Linked DNA regions of Homo sapiens: region 2 is linked to region 1. A link is an interaction called in ENCODE POLR2A ChIA-PET data of the cell type or tissue named here. Cell type or tissue: HepG2. All regions are shown on one strand. Links, peaks and the distances in the headings refer to the core of each region. The heading gives the core; the rest is flanking DNA. Region 1 overlaps RAB14 (RAB14, member RAS oncogene family). Region 2 overlaps GSN (gelsolin).

Region 1 (2,911 bases), core at 209-2,708:
AAATTAACCTTACCGCCCTGTGTCCTTCCTGCCTCATTTATGTGCTTTGAAATAGAACCAGATCAGGAGAAAAAAAATTTCTTGAGTTTTTCTTAAGTGCTCCATTTTCTATAGAATTGCCCTTGATTTCTGTGTAGAAGTTGTGTTCTCTACCATTTTGTTGTGGGCATGTTTTGTATCTCTGTAATTAGCATGCCACTTTATGTCTTCCCTTTCAGGGAGATAAGAAGCCTTATTTGGAGATTCATAGGGAATCAGGAGCAGGGCAGTATTTCTTGTTTTGAGTACCTATCTTGTAATGGCCCTATGCTAGTCATTGTGGCTTTACCAGACTTGATTTTTTATAAATTGATTTCCTTTTTAAGTATCATTATTTTATTCTTTTAAAATACTAATGGATAGTATATGAAAGTTTCTTCCCCTTCACAGTGGGCACTTTGTCCACACTGTTTAAAGAATGCTCACTTTTGTTGTACTACTTAACTGTCCTTGCATGAGGTTTACATTCAGATAAAAATGATTATTTGGTTTATGGACACACATTTTTGAAAGTGGAAGAGCCAGGAGCTGTAATTTTACATGAAAAAAAGTTAATGGCTGAAGTGCCTTTTAGTTGAAACCATCCATTCCTAAAGTGTTCATATCTAGATTACCATATCTGTTTGGAAGGGGGAAAAAGGGAAGGATTTTACCAGTTGGTGTCAAATAAGCTCATAAATGTACAAAGACAGTTTATCCATAACCCCCCTCCCCACCCCAGGTAAAGGCCAAAGCCCTTTGCTGTTTCCCAAGGGTACATATTTTTTTCTTACAACTTTGCAGAGCTGCCTTTAACTTTGGCCTAACTTCACTTGTATGAATGGTTCCAAGGTGGATATAGGTTGGTGGGTGATATTTTGCCTTGGATTTGAACTTACTGCATACGTGCCCCCAAACCCCTACTCCCAGCTGCCCCTTGTGTATACACATAGACATCTCTTATCAGTTACTGTTAACTATAAACTCAATCCTTTCTAGGGATAGTGTGGGGTAGGATAGTATTTGTCTCAAGATCTCAGTTTGGGTTTCTACCTGAGATCTAATGTCCTCCTACCACTGACTCACTGAGTGACCTTCAGCAAGTCCTTTTGCCTTATTTGAGCTTCAGTTTCCTTACTGATAGCCTAAAGGAGTTGAACCTAGTGGCTTTCAAACTTTTTGAGGATCTCAGAACTGTTTGAAAACCTGATGGAAGCCATGAATCTTCTCCTCTAGGGAATGCCCACAATTACAGTATTTACAGTATTTCAAGGTATTTACAGATCCCCTGGAGCTTGTCCATGAACCCTTAGTAATCTTACTCAGCTATATCGTAATCTTTGGACTAGACCAGGTGTCACCAAAGTATGTATGGCCTGTGGGCCACATTCAGCCCACAGCCTGTTTTTGACTGGCTTGTGAACTAAGGATGATTTTTAAATTTTTAAAGGGTTGTTAAAAACAACAACAAAAAAACCCAGCAACGAACATGTAACAGAGACCATATGAGGCCCACAAACCTGAAGAATATAGTATTTATTCTTTACAGAAAGTTTGTCAACCCCTGACCTAGATCATTGCTAAGGTCCTTTGTAGTAATGACTTCATGAATCTGTAGCCCTGTCTAGTGGATAATTGCTAGTACTTGGTTTTCTTTTTAGGCCCAGTCATTTTTTCTATCAAGATTTTTGGATTTCAGAATTTGCATGGTTGGTTTAAATTACTGCTTTTGTTACAAGGTGTCTTTCTTTTGATCACAAATTAGGTAATAATTCTCATAGGAAATAAAGCAGATTTGGAGGCACAGAGAGATGTTACATATGAAGAAGCCAAACAGTTTGCTGAAGAAAATGGTGAGTTTCTTTAAGACTTAATGGTCACAATTGGGAGAATTTTTAAGGAAAGGTGGGCTTGACAGTTTTGTTGGTTTTTTTTTGCATTTTTTTTTTAAATGCAGACTCAGAAATCTCAAGAATGAGGAAGTAACAATGTGTTTCTATTTCTGTGTGATTTATGTTGGAGCAGTACAGTTATTTAGTGACAAATATAAAGATGCTCTCCACCTCAAACTTACATACTTTTTCATAAAATACTATGGGAGGAGTACTAAAAACTGATGGGAAACTTTTTCAGATGTTACTAAAGAAGTGCACTTGTGAGTTAGTTTGAAGTGTCCTAATTATAGTCTGAATTTTATTTTTAGGCTTATTGTTCCTCGAAGCGAGTGCAAAAACGTAAGTGTGACCAAAATACAGATATTTCAATTATATTCAAGTTTCTCAAAGTAGAACCGTATATATGAAAAGTATATAATGTATATACACATATAAAGTACTATCTATAAATGTGTAATGCTTACTGCAGGAAGAACAGCAAACATCTCTTTGCTTCCTTTTTTACATTTCAAAATAATATGAATTTTTGTTACTTAAAAGATTGTACCTTGATTATGCCTGTTGGTAACCCAGGTTAATAAATGAAACTTTGTTTACATTTCAAAAGTGTTTGACTTTTCCCAAATGACAGTGTTTGACTTTTCACAAGTGAGGTTGAGTTTGGCATCTCAGACAAGCTTGGTCAATCTGTTCTTCCTGTAATACTTCTGATCACATTAAAAAGCATGATTTAAGGGAATAGTGTCTACTCAGAAGCATAGTGAACATTTTCTAATTGTTCTTCCATGTCTGCTATTGAACTGTGGTACACCCATCATTGTTCTTCATTTATTAGGCCAAAAATTTCTTGTGGTGAGGAGAGGCTAACCTGTTTTCGTTTAGTCTCAGCTGTGCTATTAGTCCAAAGAAAACTGAATGGAGGTGTTAACGTGGCTAAGCATGATTATGTCACCATTACCCGATTAAAAACAGCTCAGTTCATGCTTGGCTGAGCAGAC
Region 2 (2,911 bases), core at 148-2,647, 110 kb before region 1:
CCAAGCAGTACCAGATACTGGTTGTACAACCAAATCCAGGACCTACAAGTCTCTGAGCTTCAGGGTTCCATCTGTAAAATGGGTACATTCGGCCAGGTCACCTCTGCAGGCCGTTCTGGATCAGACAGTCCACAGCCCCTGACTTGAGGAAGGAGGCACTGCAGTCACTGATAGCAGCATGCCACCTCACCTCTGGGCCCAGCCTGGGAAACTGAGACTCAGGGAGGTTCAAGTCACTCAACTGGAAAGAGGTGTTGCCAAGATTCAAACACAAGTCTGACTGGCTTCAGAGCCCAGGCTCTGTCTGCGGAGACCAAGCAGGAGCTCCTAGCACCACCTGACCTGGGCAGGGAGCAGCAGTGCCCTTTCCAGGTAACAGGCTAAATCAATCAAGCCCAAGTCAAGCCTGGCAGCCAGGAGTCTCCGGAGCAGCTGTCCCCACGACACTTCCCAGGCCAGGGCAGGAGGTGACACCGGGAAAGCCCTCTAGCCTTTCACACACCTGATGTGACTGCCCAGGCCAAAGGCCTGGAAGATCCCCAGGCTGTGGCCATTTAGTGCAGGACTGGCTGTGGCACCTGCCCTCTGAGCCACATGGCACTCAGGTCTGGCATGGTTTCTTTGATTTGGAGGCAGCCCTTCTGCTACCAACTCAGTACATGAGCATGTCCTGGTCTCTGCTTCTGTGCACCTCGGAGATCTCCTTGACCTCTGATCTCGGCTATTCCTGGATCCTGCCCAGCTCCAGGCACACAGTAGGCAGATTCTCTGTGTCTGCCACAGGATGGGGGCTGTACAGCCCATGTCCCCCTGGGGGACCCCTCCCTCCCCTGTAGTTGACCCAGGACCTCCACAACACAACCAGCTCTGGGCCCTCCTTTCCTCTGTAACCTTGGTCTCTGTATGTCTGCGGGACCCCCTACCAGAGACCAGAGGAGGTGGCCTCCCCCGCCCCTTCCATCCCCAGCCACAGTGTACAAAAAGGCCTTGGCTGGGCCTGGAAGACACCACCCTGTTCTTTTCTCTTCACTCCAAACACTGTTGTTCTTGATTTTCCAGGCAGCCAGCCACTCATGGAAAGCCCTCTCTTGGAGTCTATTTACTTTTTGGCTCACTGCTGTTCTCTGGGTCCTCCTAGGAGCACCCGCCCTTCTGACCAGGGATTTTGCTAATTGGGACAATGGTCAGTAAACAGAGAAGCCAGTTATGAAACCCAGTGGAACTGAACAGGGCCTGGAAAAGTTCCGGCAAGCCCTGTGGACAGGTTTGCGAATCTGGACTCAGCTTCTGCAATCCAGACCTCAGTTTCCTCATCTCTAAAAGGGGGAGAATGGTACCTAGAGCATGGAGCAGTGAGGAAGCCCAGGATGTGACGCACAGGAGCTCGCCAAAAGTAAGCACTCTTCTTTCTGAGCAGCCTGTTTTCTGCACAGACGCCTGCCTTCGGTATGTGATGGTGCGGGAGAAACGTTACAGATTTCACGGTGAGACGCTAGAGTTCAGGTCTGGGCTGTGTAAGGCAGAGCAAGTTACCTTCCCTCTCTGAGCCTCAGGTCACTCATCTGTAAACAGGGACAGTGATGCCCAGTTGCAGGACTTTTGGGGGAACAGAAGTGAGACTGTTGGAGTATGTTGTTCAGAGCAGGACTTATTAGCAGCAGTGTTCATTAGTCTGTCTTCTCTTTTGTAGATGATCACACCAAGAACAAGAGGGTGACTTTTCAGGGTCACAAAGTCAAACAAGTGCCTGGCAGAGTAGATCTAGAACTCAGGTCTCTCAACAACCAGGCCAGAACTGAGGCCTGGGTCTCCATGACACAGCAGTGCTCCCCATCGGGGCTGGCTGGCCTTCTGCTTTGGCCAAGTCCATCCTGGGAGTGGCCAGCTGTTGGGGAGATGGCCAGCGGGGCTTGGCTGAAGCCAACTCCAGGAGACCAACTGTCTCAGGGACCAAAGCCATGGTCCTTTCCCAGCTTCCGGAGCCAGCCCCACCTAGTGCTGGGACCCAGGGCTGGACATCTGGAGGGGCCTGGCCCTGCTACTTCCTGACCCCATGTCCTGGAAGCAGCCAGATTTGGCCATGGGTATGAGCTCTGGGCCCTTCTTGCTAGGACCCACTTCAGCAGTCTGTCTCCCCTTCTCTCGGGGAGGAAATGGCCCTGAGAGGTGTGGTGGGTCAGTAGCCAGGGCTGCAAATAACTGTCCTAGCCCCTTCAGCACCCCACCACCCACCCCTGGGAAGCCCAGGCACAAACGCAAATCCACAACAAGACAGGGAGGCCTGGCTGCAGATGCTGGGACCGTGGAACCAGCAGAAGACTTTGGAGAGTCACAGGCTCTGCAGAGCTGCAGGGGAAGGCAGGGTCTACAATGCCCCAACCCAAGCCAGAATGAGCAGGAGAAGCCACAGGAGGCAGCTTCCTGCTCTGCAGAGGAAGGACTTTCCAAGAGGGAGAAAAACAGAGAGCAACCTTCTGTTATGTGATCGTGGAAAGAGCTCCCACCAGAAATGCCTGCATTTAAGTCCCCGGTCTATCACTTATTAGCAGTGTGGCTTTGAGCAAGTTGTTTTGGCTCTCTGAGCCTCCGTTTCCTCATCTATAAAACGGGGATTATAATACTTTTTTCCTAGGGTAGTTGTGTGAATTTAATAAGGTAAAGAACATTTGGGGCTTAGCACAGTGCTTGGTACAGAATAAGCACATATAAAGGAGGCTGCTTTTATTGTTAAAAGAGAGACTTGGATAAGTTTCTATCTCTCTGAGCCTCAATTTCCTTACATGTAAGATAGGGTTAAAAATGCCTTTCTTTTTTTTTTTTTTTTTTGAGATGGGGTCTCGCTCTGTCACCCAGGCTGGAGTGCAGCGGCGTGATCTCGGCTCACTGCCACCTCCGCCTCCCAGGTTCAAGT

The links. ChIA-PET counts read pairs that join two places held together with the same protein. Peaks named below come from ENCODE experiments on the same cell type or tissue, not always from the same donor. Only the 100,000 strongest peaks of a DNase experiment are listed, where the experiment ranks them.
Region 2: POLR2A ChIA-PET joins it to region 1 with 5 read pairs; 3 of 35 experiments call an interaction of 5 or more read pairs at or near these places.

What each region holds. Positions count from the first base shown.
Region 1 is chr9:121,182,271-121,185,181 of GRCh38, reverse strand. It overlaps RAB14 (RAB14, member RAS oncogene family), which reads left to right. Exons shown (of 8, transcript NM_016322.4): 6 at 1,784-1,871; 7 at 2,222-2,252. Among named protein-coding and RNA genes, the nearest start is that of RAB14, 18 kb to the left of the region's middle. In HepG2, for the core only: no CTCF peak of the experiment used is centred there; DNase peaks (open chromatin) are centred at 491 and 1,331; H3K4me3 peaks cover 967 bases.
Region 2 is chr9:121,293,613-121,296,523 of GRCh38, reverse strand. All of the region lies in intron 2 of GSN (gelsolin), which reads right to left. Among named protein-coding and RNA genes, the nearest start is that of GSN-AS1, 9.5 kb to the right of the region's middle. RefSeq lists an enhancer at 1,513-2,135. In HepG2, for the core only: no CTCF peak of the experiment used is centred there; a DNase peak (open chromatin) is centred at 1,143; H3K4me3 peaks cover 1,118 bases.